Regions from separate parts of the Homo sapiens genome. Here region 2 is linked to region 1. Evidence: read pairs that join two places in POLR2A ChIA-PET (ENCODE). Cell type or tissue: endothelial cell of umbilical vein. All regions are shown on one strand. Each heading gives the region's core, and the rest is flanking DNA. Links, peaks and the distances in the headings are about the cores only.

Region 1 (5,377 bases), core at 276-5,275:
TCCTCTTCAAGCTTGTCATGTGACACACAGGTGAGTTGATCCAGGAAGGCATCATTGTCAGTTTCATTAGACATTTCCAGCTCCAGCTTGTTAATCCACACAGCAAACTCTTAATCCCCAAACATTCCACCACCACCATCACAAAACCTTTTTCTTGGATGCAGATCACTTCAAGGTGGGATTGGGCAACTTCAACAAGACTGCTCAAATCCTGGTTTCTAGAACTTGTGATATTTTCATGTCTCTTTCCCCTACCCCAATTTCAAAAAAGTAAGGCCTATCACCCTATCACTGGGAAAATGCTCAAGAGCCTTCTAGACAAACTCAACCCCACTTGAAAGAAAGATCACTTTGAAGACACTGCTACAGAGCAGAGGTGAATGTGATAAAGTGTCTCTAAAAAGAGAAAAAGACTCCAGCCTGGGCAACAGAGCAAGATCCCTTCTCTACAAAAACTTTTTACAAAATAGCTGGGTGTGGTGGCACATGTCTTTAGTCCCAGCTACTTGGGAGGCTGAGGCAGGAGGATCACTGGAGCCCAGGAGTTCCAGGCTGCAGTGAGCCAAGACTGACCCCACCTTCCCCCGCACTCCAGCCTGAGAAACAGGGCAAGACCCCATCTCAAAAAAAAAAGAGGAAGGGAGGGAATGAGGTGGGAAGATCGGGGAGGGTAACTGAAGCCAGTAGCAGAGCCAGAATTAGAATTTAAACCAAGTTTATTGGCACATTCGCCAAATCCCCCACTTTGGGGCTACCTGTGAAATCTATCCCTATTGAACAAGGTCCCCACCACTTTGTGGATTTAACCTAACTTCCTATGAAGAGGTTAGGGCAGAGGAGTGTACACAACTCCCCCACCAACCTGGATTTTACATAGAAACCAAGGCCAGAAATAGCACCAAGTCTCCCAGCCTCTAAAAGATAAAGCAGGGGCGCAGCTGCCGCCTCGCTGAGGCAGCCTTCTGCGCGGACCCCAAGCTGTCACGCGGCCCCTGGCGTGGATGGCACCGCGGAGGCGGTGTCTCCTTGGAGCGGACCTAAGCACCTTCCTATGCACTGCAGCGGGTCCATCTCCTTTGACTCCAGTAACTGAGAGGTAAATCAGGGTGACCCGTTTGACGTGTAAAGAACACTGAGGCCAGGGAAGGTGAACCCCAGGCGGCGTCTCTCTCAGGTAGAGACAGCAGGTGTTCCCCTCCGCTGGCTCCTAGAAGGGACAAATGGCCAAGCGCGTTAGGACTGGAAGAGGAAGGCCAGTTCCCAGCGAAGCAGCGCGGGCCGCACCTGGCAGCCCCGACCAGCAGGGACGGCCAGTTCCAGAGCAGATCACTCCCAGCCCCCGCTTGGGCCCCGCTTGGGCCCCGCCTGGGCCCCGCCAGCCCCCAGGGCAGAGGGCGGAGGAGTCATGTGCCGCGGCGGCCGCTGCCAGGTGGCGGGGAGCCAGGCCGGCAGGGCTGTCATGTCAGGGGAAGGAAGCGGCCCGGCGGGCGGCGGGCCAGGAGCGGCTCCCACTCGGGCCTCCAGACTGCAGCTCCTTTCCTGTCTCCCACTCATCTCGAGGGTCCCTTCCCTACCTCCTCAGAGGAACGCAGGGCCGGCCAGCAGCAGCTGGAGGCTTCCTCCCTCCTCTTCCCACGCCCCCCTGCCCACCACTATTTCCCAAGGGAGCGCTTCCATAGCAGAGTCCAGGCGGGGACACCCGATTGGGTAGAGCGCTGGAAAAACAATTTCAGCCTGCGGTTCAAAAGGCTGAACTCATGACCACAACTGGGGTCTAACCAGAGATTCCAGGGGGTTAATCATTTGTCCATCTTCAGCACCAACTGGGTAAAAAGTCAGCTAGCCTCTCGGGGGATATGACCATCAAGGTCCTGCCTCCTCACTGCTAAGTTTATGGTCAAAAGGAACCCAAAGGGCAAAGAAAGCCACCTCGCCATATTTGCAGGGGATGCCTCTACTGAGCAAGGGGTAAGCACCTTACACAGAATGTGTCCACAACCAAACGTGGCAGGCGAACTTCCCCTCAGCTGGCTTGGCCAGGCACAAACCCAGACTGCCCAACCCAAAATGCCAGCCACCCAAGTGGCAGACTGCTGCGTGAGGGTGAACATTAATTCCAGACAGGGACAGCCAAAAGATTACTGCACCTAAGTGTTGCCCGCTCTCCAGACAAGAGGAGCTAAAATAATATGGTTTCTGCCTTGTGGTTACTGCTTTTTTTACCTGGAGAGGGAAGCCCAAGGTGGAAAAACAAAAAGGCTCAAAACCAAGGCAACAGAGAAACCAACCTACATCCCCATGGGTCAGCACCAGTTTGAGGCTCCTTCCAATCTCTGTGATCAGGAATAGCACAAATGCCCTTGGGGTCAGACATTTCCTGTCCATCGGTTGGGCTAGGGCCCCTCAGTTTGGCTTGACAGCCTCAGCTTATCACAAATGCCAATCCTCCACCACCACCCTATTCCTCCTGCACGAAATAAGAATTAGTGCAACGCAGACACAGATCCTAAGTGCCCTCAAAGTTAGACTATCTGCCCTCAGCTGAGAAGTCACAAAAGCTACAGGTTTTCCCGTTGGCATTTACTATCCATATTTTACATTTAACTGATTAGAATCTTCCGCGACATAAATCAGGGTGATCCATTTTCCTGTATATTTTCCTTATATACAGGAAATCCTTCTGTTGATGGTTTTTTATTCCCTGTGCTCCACCACCACTACTGTTTTACACCCTCAGTTGTTTTGTTTAGTAAGAGAAACTTTGGGCAGCCCTCAGAATTATTATCTCTAGACACTTTCTCAGCAGCTGGCTCAAATGTTCCATGTTTGCATTTCAGGAAATCACAGACCTTGGAAATCCCTTCGTTTAACCTTCTTTTACAGAGATGAAACTAAGGCTAGAAAGGGAAAGTGACTGAAAGTCAGGTTTTACTAGAAGAGTTGTGGCCAGACTCTCAATTTTGCGGATGGTGTCTCCAGTGATCTTTGCATCTCTTTAATATAAAACACATCTTCAAAAAATAGCCAGATAAATTGAGGACATATACTTGTCTTTTCTTTTTGTTTTTGCACACTGATTAATCAGGGTCCTCCTAAGAGAACCAATAGGATGTGTGTGTGTGTGTGTGTGTGTGTGTGTGTGTGTGTATAGAGAGAGAGAGAGAGAGAGATTGATTTATCATAAAGAACTGGCTCATGCCATTATGGGGTCTGGCAAGTCCAAAATCTGTAGGGTCAGCTGACAGGCTGGAGACCCAAGAGAGCAGATGCAGAAGATTCCTCTGAAGATCAGTCTGTTTGTTCTATTCAGGTTTCAGCTGATTGGATGAGGCCCACCCACATTATGGTGGGCAATGTACTCGAAGTCCACTGATTTATATGTTATCCTCATCTAAAAAACATACTCACAAAACACCCAGAATAATGTTTGACCACAAATCTTGGCATTCTGTGGCCCAGCCAAATTGACACATAAAATTAACCATCATACATACTGTAGCTTAAAGGTGTAGTCTGCAGTAATTGCATCATATTTACGCATTTAAACATTTTTCATGAAAATCATTACTACATACAGATAGTTGAATAGAGTCTCAGGGTATATGTGCTATAGAGGATGGCAGGGAAAAATCAAGATTAATCTTAAAGATCTACACAGCCACATGTGTGTGTTATCTGGATTGGGGTCCTAGTTGTGTAACACTCCTACAGCAGAAAGACATGCAATTTAATCATCTATTTCACTGAAGGACAAAAGAGAAAACAGGTTAAGACTGCACCAGGGGTTTATGTGAGCTATGTGAGTTGTTAACAGACAGCCTTGTTCTGGGAAAGTTGATGCTGGAATCCCATATTAACGTTGCCAGATGGGGCCAGGTGACCTCAGGAAGTCTTTTCCAACCCAGATGATTCTGTGATCATATTTCCACTGTAATGAATAGCCCTCAAGAGAATGCTTATCATAGCAAATAAGGAGAGAGGGGTGTTGGGGCCAAAGGACTTGAGGCACACATTCAATCACCCCAGCTTCCCACTGTATATTCAACAACAACAAAACAACCGCTCTTCTAATTCTTTGCCCAAAATAACTGTTTGGTGTTGTTGATGAAGAATGGCTGGCGTGTTCCAGCCCAGTGCATTTCAGCAGTGGGTAAGTGACACCTCTCCCTATAATCTGCCAAGATATCTTCCAAAAAGAAAAAACAGGAATAAAAATGTAAAGAAGTCACCTGATGCCTGAATTTTCCTGCCTAATTAAGTGTTAACTTCCACAGCTAGTTTTCAGCATGAAGTAAAACATTTGCATACACTTAAAAACAGGTTTGAAATAATTACATACCTGTTACTCTTATTTCCTTAAAAATAACAGATTATCAGCAAAAACCAGATCATAGGAAAGAATGTAACACACATGATCCACTTTCTTCAATAACAATGCAACAGTGACAAAAATGGCAAAGAAAGGGGAAAGTAGAGAGACCTGTAGGTCAAAAAACATAAACAATATCAACCAACCCCAATATACTGACCTTATTTGAATGCCAACTCAAACTTACAAATTACAGAAACAAATTATAAGACAACGGAGGAACTGTGAATACTAATTAGATATTTGATATCAAGGAACTTCATTTTGTCAGGTGTTGGTACTGAGATTAAGTGTACAAAGAGTTCTTATATCTTTAAGAGATATATAATGAAATATTTACAAGTGAAATGATATGTCTAGAATTTGCTTCAACATAACTCCCGGACAAAGGGGAAGGGGCTGGGGTACAGATGAAACAATATTGGTCATATATTGACCACTGTTGAAGCTGGATGGTGGTATATATAGGCTTATTACACTACTTTATCTACTTTTATATATTTACTAGAAAGCTTATAAAAAGTTTTGAAATGGATAATTATATTTTTTTCTGAAATTTTGGGTTATTTATGTTCATTTAAGTTTTGGCCAGAACATAATAAAATATCAGTGATTTCCATAAAAGGAATAGCCTGCTTTTATAAATCATGCCAGAACAAGAGTGGTTACAAGGCTTAATACTGAACAGAGCTCATGGGAAGTGGGAGAAGGGGCAGTGGAGCAAAGATACTAATAGAAACTTAAGTTTGATGCTTTTTGCTCTTTTTAAAAATGAGATAAAGGAATAGCTGTTATGTTCAAAATAGAATCAGATTCTGTTTCCATTTTCATCTACTTTTATATTTCCAAACAACTAAAAAATGATCCTGCCCACCAGAACTTGTTTATTTCCACCATTAATGCAGCAACTCTACACTCCAAACCAAGAAGGAATAAACTGGATTAGGGGTCCTAGTTGTGACAATTCTATTAGGGGAATGCTTTATCCCCAGGACAGACAAACTAATG
Region 2 (5,377 bases), core at 279-5,278, 140 kb after region 1:
GTGTCAATCCTTCTTAGTGTCTATTGTCAAGCTTTCATCTTCACAGACACTTAAACAGTTAAAAAAAAAAAATCTGTTCTCACAGCCACTTTATGTCAAACAAATAATGTCACAATAATACCCATAACTAACTTCCTTTTCTTTTTTTGTTTTTGAGCACTAGAAGTTTATTGATAGATAATTATCAAGTATTTGTCCTAGTTCTTATCATATTTTATATTTGCATAACATTTTATCATGTCATCACTTTTCTACCTGGCAATATGGCAAACTGTCATAGGCTGTGGAGTGCTTCTTCCAAAATCAAACTGAAAGGCACTTAAAAAAAAGGAAGTATTAATTTGAAAAACAATTTATAAAAAAATCTGACAGAAATTGTTCCTGGACCAAACCGAAGGTTGGGTTGTTTATTCTTGTGGCCCAATAACGAGATGCTGGTGAACTGGGAAAGAAGAGAGTTTATTTCTATAACCAGGTACAGGGAGAAGGCCGGGAAAATATTGCCAGACCAGCTCAAAATTACAAAATTTTCCAGGGCTTATATACCTTCTAAGCTATATGTCAACGTGTAAGTGTGCATTCATCTAAAGACATCAGTGATTAACTTCTTCTAATCTATAACTAAGGTCTCAGTCCTAAAGACCTTCCTCAGGAGCCTCGTAAATTTACTTAATCTAAATGGGTCCAGGTGCTGGGGTGATTAACCTTATCTCGTCTCCTGCTAAATCATGGAGATTTGGGGAGTTCCTTCAGACTCCCAATAAACTTGTTTGTGGAGGCCTGGGAAGTTTTTTTCAGACCCCCAATAAAACTTGTTTAATTCTAAACGGGTCCTGTTAAGAATTCCTTGGTTATCTTGTAATGCTTCAAGGCCCAGGAGAGGCCTGGGCAAAACTCTTGGTGGGCTTTTGATACAATCTAGCCTTTGTATAAGGGCACTGGCTTAATCAGCTTTTAATATTTAACTTAACCACTCAGTCAGTACTGAAACAGTTGTTACTGAGACCTGCATTAGTGAGACCTGACTTGCCACAAAATCTCTGAGGAGTTGGATGTGTAAAGGTCAGAGGCAGAGCTGGGGATAGGAAGGGCTGGAGCCTGAGGTGGAGGATGGCTGGGCGGGGTAGGGGGGTGGCAGTGAGAGGAGGAACATTGTAAAAGCCCTACCGTGGGGCCTCTTTGATGACAAGAGTTTCGGACTGAGCAATCACACTCTGACAATCACTCCAACAAACCTCCATTTCCAACCCCCAGATGGGTGTCCCAGCAATAATTTCCTCCTGGTGCTCTTGCCTTCTAGCAGCTTAAATGTGAAACCTTGGTCACAGGAGTCTCCAGGTGAAGAGGCAGCAAACAGGGATGGTCTTCTGCCATGTCTAGGGCTCTCCACTGTGGGGTTCCTCCCCGTCCCTCACCTTACATATGCCTGGAGGGACATAGGCTGGGACCAGGCCTTCTGTGCTTCCCCAGAAGCACCAGCCATGACCACCAAGGAACATGAACTCACACACCAACATAATCAGACACCTGGGGATTGGAAAAGGAAGACAGCACCCTGAACAACAGGCACCACCTGAAACAGACCAAGAATGTAGAATAATCTAGTACATGTACTCAAGGACACAAAGAAAGATTTCCTACTATAGTGCACTAAAAAGAAATCATAACTAAGAATTACATGTATAAATACTTAAATATAATGTTGAAATAAAGAATATGCTAAATGAGAAATATTACAGGATGGATGTAACTAAAAATAATTAATGAGGAGGCATATTTTTAGTGAGGAGGCATATTTGATTGGGGAACTCTCACAAAAAAGGAAAGAGCAAAGAGAGAAAACATTTAGAAAAGTGCTAAGATGTTGGGAGACTAGAAATAAAAGTAGCAAGACTATTTGAATAACGGGATCCCCACATAGGAAAAATTAGAACTAATAAAGACGTATTTCCATTTTTAAGGAAAGATGACACATCTCATTTAAAAAAAGAAAAAGAAAAAAAAAAGGCTGGGCACAGTGGCTCATGCTTGTAATCCCAGCACTTTGGGAGGCTGAGGTGGGCAGATCACTTGAGGCCAGGAGTTCGAGACAAGCGTGGGCAACATGGAGAAACCCTGCGCTACTAAAAATACAAGAAACACCCGTGTGTCGTGGGGCGTGCCTGTAATCCCAGCTACTTGGGAGGCTGAGGCAAGAGAATCGCTGGAACCTCGGAGGCGGAGGTTGCAGTGAGCTGAGATCACGCCACTGCACTCCAGCCTGGGTGACAGAACAAGACTCAGTCTCAACAGAAAAAAAAAAAAAAAAAAAAAAAAAAAAAAAAAAAAAAAAAAGCTCATCAAGGAACAAACAAGAGAGTTCAGGAGAAAATGGACCTAGAGTACACAAAGACAAACAGGACATTCTAAACGCTGCTAGAGAGAAAGATCACCTAAAAAGAAAAAAGTCAGGTGGCATTGTACTACACATCAGCAACACTGGACTCAATTAGACAATGAAGTAATATATTTAAAGAACTGATGAAGATGACACATGAAATTGTCATTCAAACATAGGGGCATAACAAATATGTCCTCAGGCACTCAAAGACCCGTAATGGAAACAGAATCGGAGGAAGAAGCTAAATCTCTTTACATTTGTAGAGAAAAACAAATTCAGGAGGATGCAGTACTAAGTACAGAAAAAGCATAGCTGATCAAATACTTTGGTAAATGTATTGCTGATGCAACAAAGTTCCAACAGACAACATCAGTTTATAAAAATCAGTAGGATTTCCTTACATTTGCATTAATCAACTAGAAAATTTGATGAAAAAATGAACCAACAAGAGCAATTCGCAATAACAACAAAAACTAGTGTCTAGAAATTATTTTAACCAAGGTTATAAAAGATCTCTATGAAAAACTTTTACAACTTGAACAGATAATATAGAAAAGAATTTTACTTATTTATTTTATTTTTTTTGTAGAGAAAATAATTTTACTTATTTATTTTATTTTATTTTTTTGTAGGGCAACATATTTTCCTATGTTGTCCAGGCTGGTCTCGAATTCCTGGGCTAAAGCGATCCTCTCACCTCGGCCTCCTAAAGTGCTGGGACTATAGGCATGAGCCACCATGCCCAGCTGATTTTAAAATAATAGAAAAATATTCTGTGCTCTTGGATGACACAATTTACTATTATAAAGGTATTTGTTTTTCCCGAATTAATCCAAAAATTCAATGCAATCCCCATACAAATTCTAGTTGGATTTTTTGAGGAACTTGAATTATTATTCTGAACTACACTGAAAAGAAATAATAAATATTCAGAAATAACTAAGTTAAAATTGAAAAATAAGAATAATGAGGGAGATTTCTTTTACCAGTCACTGTAACTTAGTACAAATCTCTAGTAATAGAAACAGTGTGGTTTTGGTGCAAGAAAAAATATATCATTAGGCCGGGTGCAGTGGCTCATGCCTGTAATCCCAGCACTTTTGGAGGCCCAGGCAGGTGGATCACTTGAGGCCAGCAATTTGAGACCAGCCTGGCCAACATGGAGAAACCCTAGCTCTACTAACAATTCAAAAGTAGCCCAGTGTGGTGGTGGGTGCTTGTAATCCCAGCTACTGGGGAGGCTGAGGCATAAGAATCGCTTAAACCTGGTAGTCGGGGGTTTCAGTGAGCCATGATAGTGCCACTGCACTCCAGCCTGGGTGACAGTGCCAGACCTTGTCCCCACCTCCACAAAAAAAAAAAAAAAAAAAAAAAAAAAAGACCATTGGAGTAGAACGGAGAGATCAAAAGGAAATTCATGTATAGATGGACATTTTAATGACAAATATCATACCCCAGGTCAATTGGCAGAAAATCAAATGGATTATTTAATACATGATGTAGAGAAAAATAAAATCGAGCTCAAACAAGGAGTTGAGGGTAATTGGGTGTCCATCTTTGGGGAGAGATGGGTAAAATGTGGTTGGAGATATGACACAAAGTGCTGTGAAATTGTTAGAAAAAGCACATTAAATGTACAAATGATAGCATGGATGCATCTTAAAGGCAGTGCTAAAGTAATGCAAAGTAACATTTATATAAGTTTAAAATAAAGACCCACAAAACAAAAATATGCGTTTCACAAAAACAGATTAAAAACAAGAATAGTTGCCACAGTGGATTCGGGGAGGGAACTGGAAATGGAAAAATAAATAATCATAAAAACATAAATTTTATATCCATGGCTGTATGATTTGATAGTACAGTGATAAAACATAAATTTTGTGTGTGCTTATTGGTGTTTCTTTTCCCCTTCCTTTTGAACTCAGGACATGTTTGGTTATGGGGAGACGCGATCTGGAGGAAAAGTCAAGTATTAAAGCCACTGGACAGAGCACACAGCCTCAGAAATGAAGTGCTTTGTTCAAGTGCACGTAGCTGGTTAAGTGGTGGTGCCAGGGACTCCGGACTCCTACTCTCGTGAAAACTCTTGTGCCTGAAAATTATTGTAAAATATCTGGAATTATTATTATTATTTATTTTTATTTTTTGAGACGGAGTCTCGCTCTGTCGCCCAGGCTGGAGTGCAGTGGCGCGATCTCGGCTCACTGCAAGCTCCGCCTCCCGGGTTCACGCCATTCTCCTGCCTCAGCCTCCCGAGTAGCTGGGACTATAGGCGCCCGCCACGACGCCCGGCTAATTTTTTGTATTTTTAGTAGAGATGGGGTTTCACCATGTTAGCCAGGATGGTCTAGATCTCCTGACCTTGTGAGCCGCCGGACTCGGCCTCCCAAAGTGCTGGGATTACAGGCGAGAGCCACCGCGCCCGGCCTGGAATTCTTAGTAAAAACATCTGGACAGCAAACGTGAATTTTTTTCCCACAGAGCAAGTTTCCTTGATTGTTCCCTTCTCAATATAAAGACAAAACTCATTTCAGAAAAATGTAAATAAGCAAACAGAAAACACACCATGATTCTGGCACAACCCCCCTTTTTTTTTAATTTGCAAAGTGAGAAACTGACACTAAGTCGAGGAGAAATTTCCTGACCCTGAGTCTTGGAACCTTCTTTTTTGGAGGAGACAATTCCAGAAAAATGGTTGTTCTGGAGCTAAAGACTTTAAAACCTGTTTTGTTTTTGTTTTACATTACTTTGGCATCTGCTGAGTTAAACAGTGACTAGAAAGTCAAGAGAACATCAGAGGCTGTGTGAAGCAGGCAGAAGGGCATGAAGTTTAATGGTGGAAACTGTAGAACCCCAGAGAGCTGATAGCTAAGGAGAAGTACCTTCTACAAAAATTTAACAAAAGGCGTTTTCTATGAAAGATCAGTAGTACTCCAGCCCTGACCCCCAGGAGGCCTTCGGGGGCCTCATGAGAGGCCAGCTATAGCTCTAGGT

Evidence for each region. Peaks named below come from ENCODE experiments on the same cell type or tissue, not always from the same donor. Only the 100,000 strongest peaks of a DNase experiment are listed, where the experiment ranks them.
Region 2: POLR2A ChIA-PET joins it to region 1 with 5 read pairs; 2 of 35 experiments call an interaction of 5 or more read pairs at or near these places.

What each region holds. Positions count from the first base shown.
Region 1 is chr1:119,630,247-119,635,623 of GRCh38, forward strand. The region is part of intron 1 of ZNF697 (zinc finger protein 697); the gene reads right to left. Among named protein-coding and RNA genes, the nearest start is that of ZNF697, 15 kb to the right of the region's middle. RefSeq lists silencers at 1,182-1,231, 1,322-1,481. In endothelial cell of umbilical vein, for the core only: no CTCF peak of the experiment used is centred there; DNase peaks (open chromatin) are centred at 1,525, 2,765 and 3,885; H3K27ac peaks cover 2,702 bases.
Region 2 is chr1:119,774,225-119,779,601 of GRCh38, forward strand. No RefSeq gene overlaps it. Among named protein-coding and RNA genes, the nearest start is that of HMGCS2, 8.0 kb to the left of the region's middle. In endothelial cell of umbilical vein, for the core only: no CTCF peak of the experiment used is centred there; no DNase peak of the experiment used is centred there.